Linked DNA regions of Mus musculus: region 1 is linked to region 2. The links are chromatin loops, found by intact Hi-C in ENCODE. Cell type or tissue: heart. All regions are shown on one strand. Each heading gives the region's core, and the rest is flanking DNA. Links, peaks and the distances in the headings are about the cores only. Region 1 overlaps Tor1aip2 (torsin A interacting protein 2). Region 2 holds the start of Fam20b (family with sequence similarity 20, member B).

What was found. A loop is a pair of places that touch in the nucleus more often than their neighbours do. Peaks named below come from ENCODE experiments on the same cell type or tissue, not always from the same donor. Only the 100,000 strongest peaks of a DNase experiment are listed, where the experiment ranks them.
Region 1: it touches region 2 in a loop (7-fold over the local background); 1 of 42 quality-filtered maps calls a loop at or near these places.

What each region holds. Positions count from the first base shown.
Region 1 is chr1:156,040,135-156,048,468 of GRCm38, reverse strand. It overlaps Tor1aip2 (torsin A interacting protein 2), which reads right to left. Exons shown (of 7, transcript NM_172843.4): 2 at 7,335-7,394. Among named protein-coding and RNA genes, the nearest start is that of Tor1aip1, 7.8 kb to the right of the region's middle. In heart, for the core only: CTCF peaks have their summits at 5,246, 7,554 and 8,295 (motif pointing left); DNase peaks (open chromatin) are centred at 5,258 and 7,608; H3K4me3 peaks cover 2,350 bases; H3K27ac peaks cover 1,553 bases.
Region 2 is chr1:156,714,204-156,722,537 of GRCm38, reverse strand. Fam20b (family with sequence similarity 20, member B) reads left to right here and starts at 3,628. Exons shown (of 8, transcript NM_145413.4): 1 at 3,628-3,672. In heart, for the core only: a CTCF peak has its summit at 3,972; DNase peaks (open chromatin) are centred at 3,447 and 4,057; H3K4me3 peaks cover 2,328 bases; H3K27ac peaks cover 1,735 bases; H3K27me3 peaks cover 1,298 bases.

The DNA.
Region 1 (8,334 bases), core at 320-8,319, 670 kb after region 2:
AGGACATTTAGTAAGGTATATACAGACAAAGCCAGCACACCTCACATTTCCAAACAAAATGACTGATCAAACACAGTGGGCCAAAGCTAAAGTGCAAAAAGCTTCCATGTAACCCAAATACTGTAGAAAACAAAGGTCTGCTTTTTTGAGAACATGAGCACTTAGGAGGCAAGAGGCTCGAGGACTACAAATTCCAGCCAGCCCTAACCAACAGAAAACTGAATTCTACTTCAGTCCACTAGAATGAAACTGTCCAGGCATTAAATAACTTAACTATTCTGACCCTGTTCATTCTCTTTAATAAATGTTAGTATGAAACTCCCAAATCTGCCGTTAACATTTAATTTTATGTGTATGTACTCCTGGTGTCCACAGAAGCAAGAGGGTATCAGATACCCTGAAACTGGTTATGGACCTTTGTGAGATACCACAATGGTGCTGGGACTGGAACCTGGATCCTCTGGAAGAGCAGCCAGTATTTTTAAAACCACTATGTCATCTCATATAGCCCACTCTGGCCTCAAACTCAATATAGCCTTGACTTTCTGATCCTCTATGTTGGCCTTCAGGAATGGCAGGCCTACAGACATATCCACCACCTCTAATTTTATGTGGTACTAGGGATACCATAATGTATTCTCACTAGGTAAGCACTCTACCAACTGAGCTACATTTCTTTCTTTTTAAAAGTGGTTGCTGGGATTTGAACTCAGGACCTTCGGAAGAGCAGTCAGTGCTCTTAACCGCTGAGCCATCTCTTCAGCCCCCCTGAGTACATTTCTAATACCATATCTACTTTACTTGTTTGCTTGTTTGTTTTTGGGACAGGGTCTTACTATGTAGCCTGACTGACCTAATGCTACCCACATAGACTAGGCTGGCCTCCAATTAACAGATATCCTCCTGCCTGTGCCTCACAAGCACCAAGATTAAAGATGTGTACCACCAAGCCCAACTCCAAATCTGCCATTGATATTACTGATCTATATAATGTGTATAAAAAAAAAAAAACAAACCAAACATCTTTGAGGGGCCAGAGAGACAGTTCAGTGCTTAAGAGGACTGCTGCTCTTAAAAGGACTGGATTCCATTCCCAGAAACTTCTGGTGGTTTAGAACCATCTAGAATTCTAGTTCTGACCTCTGTAGGCACTATGCAAGATGTAATGCAGACAGACATAAAGGTAAAACATTCTTAAAATAAATAGAACAGACTTTTAAAGTTAAAAAACAAATTAATGTCTTGATTTTTCTGGGATTATCATTTTAAGTATTTTCCCCAGGGTTATAGTAAATAGCCACATTGGCTACCCTTTGTAGAAGAGTTTCACTAAGGTTTATACATAAAGTAATCTGATGAGAGCTTCATTTCATATCTAGTTCTGAATTTAGATGCGACAGTAAGGATTTATAGTCTTCACTACTGAGCACACATGCTTCTCTCACAAGAGTGGACAACTAAAAAATGCTAGGCAAAAAAAAACAGTTGCAAATGTTCTTTCCTTCCAGGAACTGACTGACAGAACAGGTGTGAGTGCACCCATGTCCAAGCAAGCACTCATGTGCACATGCGCACGGCTAGCACACTTGTGGGGGATGGGAGAGGGAAACCAAGCATAAAGAGCTATTTAAGACATTTGTTGGCACAGTTGGATCTACTCTGCCCTGCCTGATTACACTCCATGGTTCAGTTTCAGTCTGTAGCTTCAGTTTAAAACATCAACAGCCAAAACAGATTTCTGTGCAGCTTCTTGACCTTGTGCCATAATTGTTAATTTGTACTAGGTAGCTGCATCCAGGGAAACAGCCTATTGTTGGAATATCCTAGGTACTATTATTATCTTCGCTAACTGGTAGCTAAGGCTTTGGATACTTGAAAGGTAGCGGGAAAGGGGGAGTTTAAGTGAATGAGCAGAGCACTCTAATACCTCCTTTTTTAAAAAAAGATTTGTCTATTTTATATATATAACTATACTGTAGCTGTCTTCAGACACACCAGAAGAGGGCATCAGATCCCATTACAGATTATTGTGAGCCACCATGTGGTTGTTAGGAATTGAACTCAGGACCTCTGGAAGAGCAGTCTCATAACCACTGAGTCATCTCTCCATCCCCTAATGCCTCCTCTTAGGGATTTTTTTTTTAACACAGAAACTAGATGCCTGGAGCAGTTCAGATACTATGCATACTTCTGGTTAATACAGTTTTCTGAGTGCAAAAAGAAAATCTTTTTCTTACTTCCCACTTCCTCCCCAATCCTTGGATGACTTTTACAATTCTTCTGGTTTAGGCTAAGATATAGGGTAACAGCAATACACAAAGAATCCACAAGCCTGCTAAGAAATCTAATACCAGGCAGCATAACTGACTCAGATCGTCTTTAGTGACTGGATCTCCCCAGCAGTGCAGCCTGGCCTCAGCTGGTCTGCTCTCACCTCAAGCCTCTGAGTGCTGGGATTACATACACAGTGAGACTGGGCTATGACCCCACTTTCTCCTCAACTTTCATAATCACTTTTTTCTGGAGAGTCTTGTTATATAACCCAAGTTTGAACTCACAATCTCCTTCCTTAGCCTTCTGAACACTAGGATTACAGGTGTCTCCCTACACCTTATTACTCCTTCACTTCTCATCTAGTCTTTTGAAAATGTCATCCTTATGTATTTTTTGTTTTGTTTTGTTTTTTGTTTTTCCAAGACAGGGTTTCTCGGTGTAGCCCTGGCTGTCCTCAAACTCAGAAATCCACCTGCTTCTGCCTCCCAAGTGCTAGGATTAAAGGGGTGTGCCATCACTGCCTGGCTCTTATGTATCTTTATGTAACTCTGTTGGACCTCAAACTCAGAGCTGCCAGGATTGCCTCTTCCTCCCAATGCTGGGATTAATGGCATGCACCCCCACAGCCTGTTCTTATTTGAGACTGAATTGTGGGCGGGGGAGGCTGGTGGTCAGCAATCTTCCTGTTTCTGCCCATTCCATCCCATCCCACTACTCCAAGGGCTAGGATTATACACAGGGTCTCACTATGCAGCTTCTGGCTGGCCTGGAATTAGCTATAGCTATGTAGACCAAGCTGCCCTTAACTGTCTGCTACTGTACATGGCCCCACCAGCTTACTACTAGACAGTTATATTTAAATACTTCTAGACTTACAGAAAAGTTTCAGAAATGATGTAGTTCCCTCACATAATTCACACAGTATCTTATACAAAGTGCCATTATTTAAACCAAGAAATTAACATTGATAAATCTATTAACGAAGTCCCATTCAAATGTCACCAGTTTTCCCACTAATGAATGTTCCTTTTCTGTCCTAGGTTCCAAGACAGGATCCTGTTAGATCCAAGTGATTACCCTTGTAGAGGAAAATCACCCACACCCCATATTCTACCTACTGCCTTCCCAAAATAATAGAATTAACTTCCTAAAACAAAGCCTTACATTCTATCTGGTCCCCTCTCTAATCTGTAAGCCTATGCATACGAGGGTTTCCTATATCGTGTGGTTTATTTACTGTTGGTTAAACTCTCTTGCAATCTCCGATCTCGTGTTAAAGGATCTCAGTATCTGAAATCAGCATCAGCAAACTCTACGGACTTGAAAAGAATCTTCATGTTTAAAACAGACCCCACATTACACTTAGTCCTTTTCCTCAGTCTCTTACTCTGTCTTTTGTGACCTTAATAGTTTGGAAGAATAGTGTCAGTTTGGACAAAGTCTGTTGCTTTAAGTTTGTGCAGTATTTTATCATGATTTGAAAGAAAACAATTTAGAATTTTTTGTCAAGAATGACCAGCACTAAAGAATAACGTGTCCTCAGGTATCATGCTATGTAGGCTCGTGCTCTCCCTGTCTTATGGAGTGTGAACCTTGACTACTAGGTCTGCATGCTATCTCCACCATCACTGACTTCTTTTGTAGTTAATAATTATCTCAAGGGAGACACTTTGAGACTCTGTAGTTATCCTGATTCTCCTCTACCTCTCACCCACTAGCATCACAGGCAGACGTTAAATGAAGCAATTTAGTACTGCTTGCATACTGGTGCCTTCCTGTTTCCTTTGTGCCTGCTGAATGTCCACTGAAGAACTTCAGTTCCATCAGTGACTCACCCCTTCTCTACTGACCTGGTTAGTAAGCTGTTATCAGTAAGGAATCGAGAAAGAGCTATTAATCTGTCAATCCTGTCCATGTCCGGGCCGGGTGAGGTTTCCCGTGTACAGTTTATGGGTTTAAATTCCACACTATCATTCTCTTTGCAGTTCACATTGTTTCAGCTTGACCATTAGGCACTTCTTAACGCTGGCCCCATCCTTCCAATAAACTTTAAGACAATAACTTCTTTTTTAAAAACAGGACCTCAATTCCATTCCTCAGGAGGCCCCTACACTTAAAATCTTCCTCCTTCAGCTTACTAAGTAGCTGGTATTATAGGCTGGTGCTACTGCACCCAGTTTACCACTAATCCTTCATTTACTATATTCAACTTACCATCCAAGAATCATTAGCACTTCTGGGGAGCTTATTAGAACTACAGCTTTGCACCATCCCTGAGCCCCTTTAGACCTGAATCTCTATCTCACGACAGATGACCTGTGAGACAGGGTACGCTGCTGAACCTGGAGCTAGCCTGAGGTCACACAGCCAGCCACACCTCACTTCTTACTCCTAGAACGGGATCTGAACTCAGGTCCTAGAAACTCTAACATTTAAAGAAAACATTTTCTCTCTTTAAAGAAGAGTTAGTTCCCTTTATTATAAAATCCCATGTTTTTCACACTTTTTGAAAATAACAACTTGGAGCTGGGCCTTCAATCCCAGCACTCAGAGTAGAGTTAGGAGAATCTCTCTGAGTTGGAGGCCAGTCTGACTTACAGGACAAGCTCCAGGACACTCATGCCGTTACTTTTTTTGTTTTGCTTTGTTTTTTTTAAGACAGGGTTTCTCTGTGTAGCCCTGGCTGTCCTGGAAATCACTCTGTAGACAAAGCGGGACATTACTATTCTTATTTCCCTATAAAATGTTAAAACTATGGGCCAAATAGTCAAAGCATAAACACTGTTACTTCTATGCAGAGAAGTTTTAGTCCCTAGAATGAATACAGAATGATTCAACATCCACAGAAAGTCTGCAAATACTGACAGCAATCTCCTTTTCTGCCTGGACCTGAAAGACTGCTCCTCTGCTCACTTGAATTCGGGTTTTATGCTGTAGCTGATCTTAGACGTGCAATACCACCACCTAGATGGCCAAAGGCAGCATGACACTTAAATGCGTACAGCATGGAGCTCTACTGAGAGGATACAAAGGTCTGTCTCTGGAGCTTTTAAGCCTGCAATAATGAAAGCCCTGCTGTTTTGCTCTAGCAAGTTAGAAATAAGCAAATCCAGGTCGCTCTGTTAGAGCTACCTACACCTTCAGAGGGCAAAAGCCACCATTTTAAATTTGGTTTTGTCAAGTACTAAAAAAAGTACTCTAAAGCAGAGTTACTAAAAAGCAGTGCGATTTGATCTGTAAAAGTTATGAAATTACAGATGAACTTTCTTCATTTCTATCTGGGTTACCAAAATCATGTCCTATATATAATCCTTCTAATATTGTATACGGAAAAATAACCCCACATTTAGTAATAGCTGTTTTTACTTCTTTACTTAAATGACTTCGTTAAATATTCTAAACGACCCTAAAACTCTCCACTTTACTAAAGAAACAGACTCTGAAGTAGTTCTCTTATCTGCTAAAGTCCTACAATCCTCACTCAGGGGACTGACTGACAGTTCAGGAAGCCCGATCAGTTATGACTCCAAAGTCCATGTGCATAATCACTGTTCAAGATACCCTTATTGACAAACGCTTGTCTTACTGCACAAAATCTGTGATAAAATATGAGAACTATGCTGAAAAGCCATATGTAGGTCAACTTACAAGGGATACTGAGGCTTCAGAAACATGGGTGGAGGCTTCAGAAAGCCAACTGTGTGGGTTTTGCACAGTGGCCTTAGTGTTTAATAGGAAAGTGAAAGGCAGACAAGGCTTCTCTAAACAAATTTCCCCTTGGGAAATTTAAGAAGCACTTTAATTCCTTGGACTGGTTTAAAATAACATGCAGGCTACAATGCACAACTGTAACAGCCAAGCATCAGGGTACAACTCTCTAACCCTATTTACTAGGCAAAGGCTGTGGTCTCTGAGTTTACCTTAAACTGGCCTAACAGTGGGTCCAAGTAAGCCAGGGATATATAACGGAGATCCTAGCTCAGAAAAATAAACTAAAACCCCCCACAAAACAAGCAAACAAATCAAAACTCCTTCTCTACTCCTTAAGTGACCAGCTACGTCTAGCTACTTGTTTACTATGGAAGCTCTAGGTGTGGTAGCTCTACCTTAGGAGGGGAACTTTAAGAAAAAGAGCTTAAATGAGTCAGCTAAGGTCATGTGATAACTGCAACAAACCTCCTTATCTAGGAGTGGACTCTGCATCCAGATCATTCGACACTTCAGGGCCTCAAAAGTTTTCATAAAGAACCTCAGGTTGCTTTGTTTCAACTATCCCAATCCAAAAGGCTTCCTAGAACATTTTTATTTTGTCTACTACAAAGTTCTCTACTTAAATCATTTTCAATTTACAAAGGAATTATACAGTATAATTATAAACCTGGTAGTTCTGGGTCCCTGCTGTAGCCTTCACAAAACAACAACAACAACAACAAAATCCTCTTATACATTTAAATAAGCCATTTTTAAACCCAAGGGCAGGTACTCGGGGTGTGGTAGTGCATGCCTTTGATCCCGGGGCTCCAAAGGCAGAGGTGGGTGGATCTCTTGAGTTCGAGGCCAGCCAGGGCCACAAACAGAAACCGTATCTTCAAGGGGAAAAAAAAGGTCAGGTCACACAAACAAAACTGGCATTTTTAGTTAGGAAAGTTAGCTCAGCCCTGGATCTATATAAACAAGAATAAAATTTGATAAAGTAGAGACTACTACAGATTTTGTTCAAAGAAAAGTTTTTTTTTTTTAAAGCTGGGTTTGAAACATAGTTGAGTACATAAGTAGGTTAAGTAAAATAATTACGAGTTTCAAAGTTTGTCTCTTTCACCATTATTAGTAACTGAAAAACCTTAACTGTTCTCTTTTAAGGCTTAGTTACGCAGCGAGATAAGAGAAATGGACTCCTACAATGAGAATTCTCGTTTACATTTCAAAACTTTTAAGTAAATTTACCTTTCATCTGAAGTCCCTATCAAAAATCTACTCTCATCTTGTTTCGTTTTACGCTTGAAAGACTCCAGGTATATTCTCAGCACCCTCCCGGAAATTACAGACCCATCCCAACCTACCTCGATTTCTGTTTGTGCCGTAGGGGAGGTGGGGGTGGGGAGGGATCCTTTCTCAAAGACCTTTTGAAAGGAGAAAATAGTAGTTCAGACACAAAAATATGTTAAAGTTATGTTTTAGTTTTGCTTACTTACAATTTCCAGCCAGGTTTTAAAACACGGGACAGTCAGGATCAGCGGTACCACTAGGCCGTTCCTCCAGCTCCACAGCGCTGGTCTGCAACCCCCAGCCGCCACGGCAGAATGTCGCCTGTACCGCCCACGTGACGTGAGCTCCGCAGGGAGGAACCCGCGGAATGCTGGGATAGGTAGTCCCTTGGCCCCACCTCTCCCAGCTCCTCCCACTAGACTTCCTAGAACCTTAGTGCTGGCCTCTGTGAGAGCCATCATCCAGCCACACAGCCTGCACCACTTCTCAAGGTGGAAGTGGCTGTAAACAGGCTCAAAGACTCTGACCATCTCGTCCCTTAAAATGGACTCCTAGAATTCAAAGTAAAGTTAAGAGACAGTAACTGACGATAGTGGCAAGCACCACTCAGTCACGACTTTGAACTCAGCCTCTTAACCTAACTAGAGGCTATCCTCAAAATGACTGCTTAATCTAAATCTCAGTTTGCGCGTGGGTCAGCGGGGTCAAGGCTTCATACCCACATGAAGTTGTTATGAGCACCTAAGTATAAGTAGCATGTCTGCTAACAGGCGATAATAGACTACGAAGCAAAAATAGCTATTATTTTGGGGTTTGGTGATACAGCCTTTAATCCCAGCATCCAGAAGGCAGAGGTAGATGTATCTCTATACGTTTTACTTGGGCTGGCGAGATGGCTCAGCGGGTAAGAGCACTGACTGCTCTTCCGAAGGTCCTGAGTTCAAATCCCACCAACCACATGGTGGCTCACAACCACCTGTAATGAGATCTGGCGCCCTCTTCAGGTGCTTCTGAAGACACTTCAGTGTACTTGCTTATAATAAAACTTTGGGCTGGAGCGAGTCAGGGACTGAG
Region 2 (8,334 bases), core at 288-8,287:
GTATGATAATGTTGACTCAACTCTAGAAATGCACGAAAAGATAGTGAATCATAAGCTTTAAACTAGTGAATTATGGGCTGTATGCTATATCTCAATAAAGCAGCTCTTTAAAAAGTATTACAAGGGTAGAAAAAAATAACAGGAGGATTTCTACCAGTCTCAGAGCACACGGCCTGAATGTCTCAGGAAAGAAGCTATGTGTGTGTAGGCGGTGCATACTGCTGCCCCGGGGCATGAGTGGTTTGCTCAGATAGTATTGGCAGAAGGGTTAGTCGGGCACTCTAAGAGGGCTGGGGTTGACTCTGCAGAGCTGAAAGCAAAATGAAAGAAAGCCGACTGCTCTATTGGGAAGGAAAGGTAGAAGCTACTGTCCATGAGCACTTCCTACAGAGAGCAGACGTTCCAAAGGCAGCTGAGAGCTAGCTCTGTGTGTGTGTGTGTGTGTGTGTGTGTGTGTGTGTGTGTGTGCACTTCATCACTATCTCAACTTACCACTCTCTCCCTGGGCTCTAAGGAGGAGTTTTCTGAGGGCCCTCCTTAGCTTGTTTGATGTAGAAGTCATTTAATCAGTTTCGGGGGCATCCATCATGGTGGGTGTATTAAGTAGGTTCAAAGAAACAGAGCGGGTAGCCTTTGCGTGTGCAGGAGCTGGGAGGAAGTGCTCTCCTAATACCTCGAGTTTGCTAGAGGCCTGGGACTTGACAAATGGACTGAGGCTTGGAAGTTCTGAGGCAGTTCTCAGAAAATGATTAAAAGGGTGTAGGGAGCGAGGGTAGGCACCTGGCCACATGGCACCTGCCATTCTCACACTTCTCTTTCAAGGGGCATGGCTACATACCCATGTTCCATGCTGGCGGTACAACACTGTCTTTGGCATTAAACAACTTTGTACCCGTGAGAACAGTATCCTGCAAAGCCTTAATAAACCATGCCACTAGAGAGGGCCACCCGAAGCCCCGGGCTCCCAGGAGGCACAGCTGGGAAGCCCAGGGAAGACCTCAAATGGTATGGAGAGCTATTCAGCAGTCATTCCCAAGGCTGGGTGAAGGAGGATTCTCACTGGCAGGGAGAGCGAAGCTGGTGAGCCTTGTGGAGGGGAATTTAAGGTTTGCATGAGAGAGGTGTGCTGGGGCTGTAAATGCCAAGCAGGGAGGCTCCTGCCACAGGCTAGCTTCTGGTAGAGTTCCATGCTTGGGCTCATTGCTAATGTTCCCCTGATGAGGGCGGTTCCCACTGCTCTTCGTGGGAGGGGGGACAGCCAGTCTCTTACTCTGGATTCAATTCCATGAGCTGCCGCACATGCTCCTGGAAAAGGTGCTCCATTACATAAAGTCACAGTCTGTGGCTTTAAGAACAGTGAAGTTTGGGGGCAGAGGAGAGAAAGGTCGTGAGAAGATTAGCTTGATACTTAAAACCACAGCACATCCCATGACTTGGGACAGTAATACAACCCTTCCAGTACTCTGACTTCTAGAAGGAACTCATTGAGCCGGCAAGCTTCTGTGGGATGGGGCCCTCTTCATCTCCAAACAGTCGAAGTTTAGTCTGATGCCTGCCACTTGACATGCATTCGACAGTCAAATGAATGAGTGAACGCACCTACCCTGGGTTATCTGCCCAGGATATCGGTTATAACTTCTCATAACACCGCACAACTTTGAGTTCATATTGTTAATCTTCATTCCCATCCAGACTTTGCTCACCCCCATCCTTCCTCCCTCATACCAGTCCACACTCTTCTCAGACTCAGAATCTGTGTTGCATAATTTAGGTGTCCTGTCCTCCTCGCAGGGACGTCCTGTGTCCTAATCACTCATGCTCCTTACTTAAATGACCACATCCCTTACAACACTGAGAATATATTGACTATAAGTGATGTCATGAGCCTGAGGGGCAAAAACTGACATCATGGAGTGTCAGGCCCTGTGTAATATGCACCTGACTGGATTGCCTCCATGGACCAAAAACCCTCTTTCTCTGAGAATCCTTCAACACAGATGGGTGTCATCTCCCCCAAGGCAGGTTTCAGGATGAGCAATGACAGGAGCAGGGTCCTTCTTCAGTGTCAATGGAATGACAGAGAAGACGGAGCACTGTTAGTCACACAGTCTCAAAGAAAGTGTTGGCTTCCTCTTTTGCCTCATGGTTTTCTGGCCCAGAAGAGCTGGCTGCAAGCAGACCCATGTGCCTGTTAAGAAATAAGGCAGACTCTCATCACCATCCAGCCAATTTTCCCAAGAATTGTGCTTTCCATTGTCGGATAATGGCCTCAACCCTTTTCAACTCTATCCAGTAAAAGCTGACACAGGGCTGTCTACGCTGCCCTTTGTACGCCTTGCAGTGATGAGTGCTTCCAGCAGTGATTAAAGCTGCTTTCCCTCACTAAGTCTTCTGGGGTAGGGTGTCAAGTCCAATAGTTTCTCTGGGTGTCCTGATCGAAAGTGCTACACACACACACACACACATTAAACTAACTTCACACAATAATTGTATTTTCTCCACACATTTACTATTTAAATCTCACCACAATCCTGTCAAGTAGGTACTGTGTTTAACTTCCATTTCCCAAGGAGCCTTATACTCAGAGGCACTACATGACATGCCCAGTGGCATACAGTGGGGGGTGGGAGGGAGGGAGAGAGAGAGGGAGAGAGAGAGAGATCGTTTCTTTCCCTCTTGAAAGAAATTCCTGCTTAGTCCCCAAACTCCCCCCCCCCCCGCACAAATCATATCCAATGTAGAACGTACACCATAATATTTTAGGGTCAAACAGACTACATGGAAGCTGTCTATATGGTGAATAAACGTATGCATTATACAGTAGCTACTGTGTGTGGAGTGGACACACGTTAAGGGGAGGAGCAGCTCATTGACTCTTCAGGAGCCTAGTGGGTGAGTGCAGGGCACTGGAAACCAAGTCGCGCTGGATTTGCCCTCTTAGGGCTTACAGTCCATTGCAAGGCACAAACATTAAAAAAAAAAAAGCTATTATAATAAAATAAACAGGATTTTGTTAAGAGCTACTGAAAAGGTACAGTAGGGGAGCTCTGCTCTGGGCCAAAGCTGGAGCGATTTCCAAGGTGGGAAGTCTGGCCTCTTTTGGTCAGGGAAGGGCACTTTGGGGCAGAATCTCCAAGGAGAAGTCAAGGCAGAGCGAAAGAAAGAAGAAATTATCTCTTCAGAATAGGACTTCACCTAGATGACTGCAGGAAAGAAATTGTGAAGGTAAGAGAGAAGCCAGAAGCTAGTTTATGTAAACAGGCTTGGAGAAATCCGCCGACGGTGTCTGCGGAGCCCAGCGCTGCAGGAATGAGGGTGAAAGGGTTAAAGGGGGCGGTCCGGAGCTGCCCGGTAGTCCCGCCTACCCGCAACGGGGGCGGAGCTGCGCCGGGTGCGCACTGGGATTGGCTGCAGGGAGGGCGTTCCGCTAGGACCGTACCAACAGCCAGGCAGCGCGGAGGCGGGGGTGGGTGTGGAGCGGCCGGCTCCGCGGGGAGCGGCGACCGGGGAATGGCCGGGCCGGCGGTGGGCGGGAGCCGCAGTGGTGGCGGCGGCGGCCCGGGGCGGTGAGTGCGGCGTGGGGCTGCCCCTCCCCGGAGGCGGCGGGGGCGGCCGGGGCCGCGCCTCACCGCACCGCGCGGGCGGCTATGGAGCGAGCCTGAGGCCCGCCAGGTGAGTGGCGCGGTTGGAGAGGGCGCGCGACCCCTCGCCCGGGAACGACGGGAAGGAGGGAGGGAGGGAGGGAAAGCGCGGGCGGCGGGGGGCGGGGCACCTCCCTCAGGGGCCGGATGCGGGGCTGCGGGCGATCGGGAGTCCTTGCGGTGACCGGTGCTCGCTGCTAAGGACGGTCCCCAGAGGCTCCTGGCCCTGGTGTCGCCCTTCTGTCACACGAAGCCGGTGTCGGCGGCCCGGCGGGCAGCGCGCTCTAGCTCGGTCCCTACGCCGCCCTCCTGGTGGCCGAGGAGCGCGCTCTCGCTGAGCCCCTACGGGGCCCGCTTGGTGGTCGGGGAGCGCGAGTGACCTGCAGGCCCTGGGCCGGAGAGGGCAGCGGTGTCCTGCGGTCGTGCGCTCAGAGCGCCAAGGGGCACAACTTAGGATGAGACTGTGCAGAGTGGGCTGCGCTGGCGGTTTCATTTCCGGGTGTGATGGCCCGGCGATTAAGAGCGAGCCCAGACGTTGCCTTGAAGATGAATGCGAACGTTGTCAAGCTGTGTCCTTGATTGTGGAGTCTGATAAGACATTCTTTTTAATCTGGAGTCAGTGATCTGTCAGGCTCCTGATAAAAACGAAGAAAAGGGGGGGGGGAACAACAGGGCGTGGATGGTCCTTATACAATTACTTCGTTTAAAGACTTATGTCTCCAGTAGGATGGGTAAGGCGTTTACAATTTGGGAAAAGGATATGTTTAACACTGTCACTTGGATCTAGGGCCAGGTGTGAGGGTCATCTCTACTCAGCCAGGTTCCCTCCGGAGATTTGATAGCTCACGTTGGAAGAAAGAAATAATGCGATCTTTTCACGATTGAGGTCTACGGCTTTATAATACAACCGAGAATCCGGAAAGTCAAGATTGTCAATAATTAACCATGCCTACATTGCTTGGGTTGTAATTTCACATTGAGCTCAATGTGCTTGCCATTCCCTGAATTTATGCAAGCCGGGTGAGCAAGCTGAAAGCACTTGTGCATGTTATCGTCCTGAGAAACAGGTTCAGGCATTAAAGATGCTAAATTATTTGCATAGGCTCTAAATCAATTTAGGGCAAATTTAAAATTATTGTATTAAATTAATAACTTTCTTAAAGTTTGTGAAGATGTTGGGTTTTGTGTCCCAGAACTGTTACCTGAAAACAAGATGCGGGTTCACATTAGAAAATACTTATCACAGGAGAACAGTGTGGGGTGGGGGTGAGGGAGGGGGAGGGGGGATTAGTCGTCCCCTTTAATCCCACCATTCCTGAGGCAGAGGCAGGCATATATCTGCGGTCTAGGATAGGCTACATAGTAAGACCCTTCCTCAAAAGCCAACAAATCGAGGAAAATAAAAGGTACTGTGCGTAAGTCTAGCCTCAGTCATAATAAAGAACATATAAAAATAATGAAGGGAAAAGATAATTTTAAAAAAAAATAAGACTGGCCGGGTGATGACACAGCGCATGCCTTGAACCCCAGCCTTTGGGAGGCAGAGGCAGGCAGATCTCCGCATTCCAGGCCAGCCTGGTCTACTACAGAGTGAGTTCCATGACAGCCAGGGCTGTCTTGAAAACAAACAAAAACCTGGAATTTACAGCTTTCCTTGTGACCATGGGGTTGATTTGCTCTGTTTCCTTAGGACTAGTGAGAAAATAGGTACTTTTCATTTTTAAAGCACAGGCCTTGCTTTTTAAAATATATTTTGAACCAAAGTATACTTTGGAAAAAAGCAAGTCACAGATTTTTATTTTTCATAATTTTTTATGTCATAGACTTATTTTGTGCTGTTGATGATTATTTACTTTAGTCCCTTCTGTCTCTTCTGAATTTCCAGTTCCTAAATGGGAATTTCTGTTTACTTTTAGGATATGAATTGGCTCCCTCTGACCGCCATTTCAGTGCTTGTAAGTGTGAGGTCAGCAACTGCAGCCTACAGATTGATAACTGTCGAACCCCTGGTGAGTGCCAAGACAGTAGAGTCAGCTGTTAGCGCACTCATGGTTGCGGACAGAAGGAGCTGTGGGTGTCAGGTTGATCTGGGATAGAACACGAGATGATTTTTGTGGATAGGGGTAAAGGGCATAGTTACCATGGGGCCCTACAGTTGTAATTCATAGTAGGTGTGCATTAATTGTTGGTCGGTTGAAGTAATAAATGGAAAGTGGTGTGAGGGAAGCATAAATATTGTAGTGCAAATGCTAGATCTTTTTATGCTCGCCCTCCCCCATTTTTCTTTTCTTTTTTTTTGGGGGGGGGGTTCGAGACAGGGTTTCTCTGTGTAGCTCTGGCTGTCCCTGAACTCACTTTGTAGACCAGGCTGGCCTCGAACTCAGACATCTGCCTGCCTCTGCCTCCCAAGGGCTGGGATTAAAGGTGTGTGCCACCACTGCCTGGCTCTCCCCCGTTTTTTCAATCAAAAGGAATTTTAAAAAAAAGAAGGCAAAAACACTGTGTTTCCGATTTCTGTTGGCCATGTGTTACTAAGGTGGGTGTCTGCAAACGGTATTGTTTATCTGATTCAGTTCTGTGATCATATGGTGTTCCAGCCACCTGCAACCTGACGATCTGGTCACAGAGAGCTGCACAGACTTCCTCCTGCCACTTGGACTGGCTAGCTGAGCAGTTAGATAGATAACCAGTGTTTCGCCATTAATAGAAAACCATGGAGTTGTTGGTCATAACCGTCCCAGTAGCCTCAGTGCTCACTGCCCTCCTGTCCCGCCCAGTGGAGATGAGCGAGGAAGGGTCTTTCTCCCATAGCTTCTCCGGCACCTGTGCATCCCGCCCTCTCGTCCTTCTGTGAGCCTCTGTGTGACTGAGTTCAATAACTTGCAGGGCTGAGGCACAGAACAGAAGTCCTTCCTTTGCTACTGAAATTCCCTCTGACTAATGTACAGTAAACATGACAGCGAGAGCTGCTTGGAAGAGAATATAATGCAGAGATCCTCTGCTATGTGGGTTGGTTACAGAAATTAATAAACTAGTCTGTAAATAAAGAAAAGGTCTTCTGATACAGTTTTTCTTGCCAAAACCAACAGAAATGCCTGTCTCTAGACGTAAAGAGTCTCGGGTGTCAGTCAGAGCTGAGTGTCAGGTAGTGCAGAATGAGATAGTGTACTTTGGTATGTCTGAGGTCTGTACTTTGTGGGGAAGTACTGGCTACGTTGGAGGAGACTGTTAATTTGGGAACATTATAAAAGGAGGCCAAGGAATATGAAATTATGAATGCATAAGAAGGACAGACCAAATGCAGAGAAGGAAGTCTGCTAGTCTGTGTTCTCAAATTGACTCTCTGCTGTTTCTGCTTACCGTTGCCTTGTTATCTACTGTTGAGAAGTAATGTATTAAGTGCTAATTTTTATTTAGGTATGCATTTGTGGGAAAAGGCTTACAATACGGTGTGTACTTTGTTTCTTTTTAAACGTGTGGTATAATCCTTGTCTCAAGTTTAGTATTCCTAAACTAGGATCCATTACTGTGAGGAATTAAACAAGGATCAGAGGTGATTGTGCAATGTAGGCTGTGCACCCTTTTTTACTTACTGGATCTGCTTTTAACTGCCTGTCACAGCTGGGAAAGCTGTACAGTTTCTGGCCTTCTGTGGAGTAGCCACCGAGGTCACTGCTTCCTCAGATCAGATTTAAGTTAGTTAAATAGGCTTGTTAGGTTCTATAGACTCTTCTCTCAACATTAGTGACTGACCTTTGTAACCACTGTTGTGGTTGCCCAAAGACCTTTCTAATTCATTTCTTGTTCTTAGTCCTTGTGTGTATACACACCCTGTATGTATATATGTATGTAGGTATGTATGTATGTATTTTATGTTGTGTAGTTCTGGGAGACAAACTAGGACTGAAGAGAAGACTCAGTGAGTAAGGCTCTTGGCATGCAAACGCGAGGACCTGAGTTCAGATCCCAGTACCCAAATAAAAACCAAGAATGCATGGCAGCTTTTTTTTTTAAAAGATTTATTTATTATTATATATAAGTACATTGTAGCTGTCTTCAGACACACCAGAAGAGGGCATCAGATCTCATTATGGATTGTTGTGAGCCACCATGTGATTGCTGGGATTTGAACTCAGGACCTTCGGAAGAGCAGTCAGTGCTTTGCCACCCCAACATGGCAGCTTTTAATCCCAGCACTCCAGAGGCTGTGATGGGATCCCCAGGGCCAGGTGACTAATTAGACTGAATCAGTGAGCTCTAGGCTCAGTGAGGGACTCTGCCTCAGTAAATAAAGTGAGAAGGATTGAGGACGCCACTGAACATCTCACACAACACACACAGGTACACAAACACACACACACATATGTATGCACACCTACACATGTATCTACATGTATAAACACACATATGCATAAAAAGAAATTAACATGGAAGATGTAGTGTGGAACCTTGTTTCAGAAACCATTGTCTGTAGTACCTGAAGATCTGGTTCAGCCTTGTCTGATGTATCATTCATATATCATTCTTGGGCAATGTCTTCTTGGACTTTCTTCATTCTTTCTCCTAATGTCTCCAGATTGTCTTTATTCCCAGTTTTTCCAGGAACCAGGTTAGCAGTAACAGTAGTCTCGAATGGTGTAAGCATGATATGCAGATGGTAGCAATGTAGACAATTTTGAATATGTAAAACTGG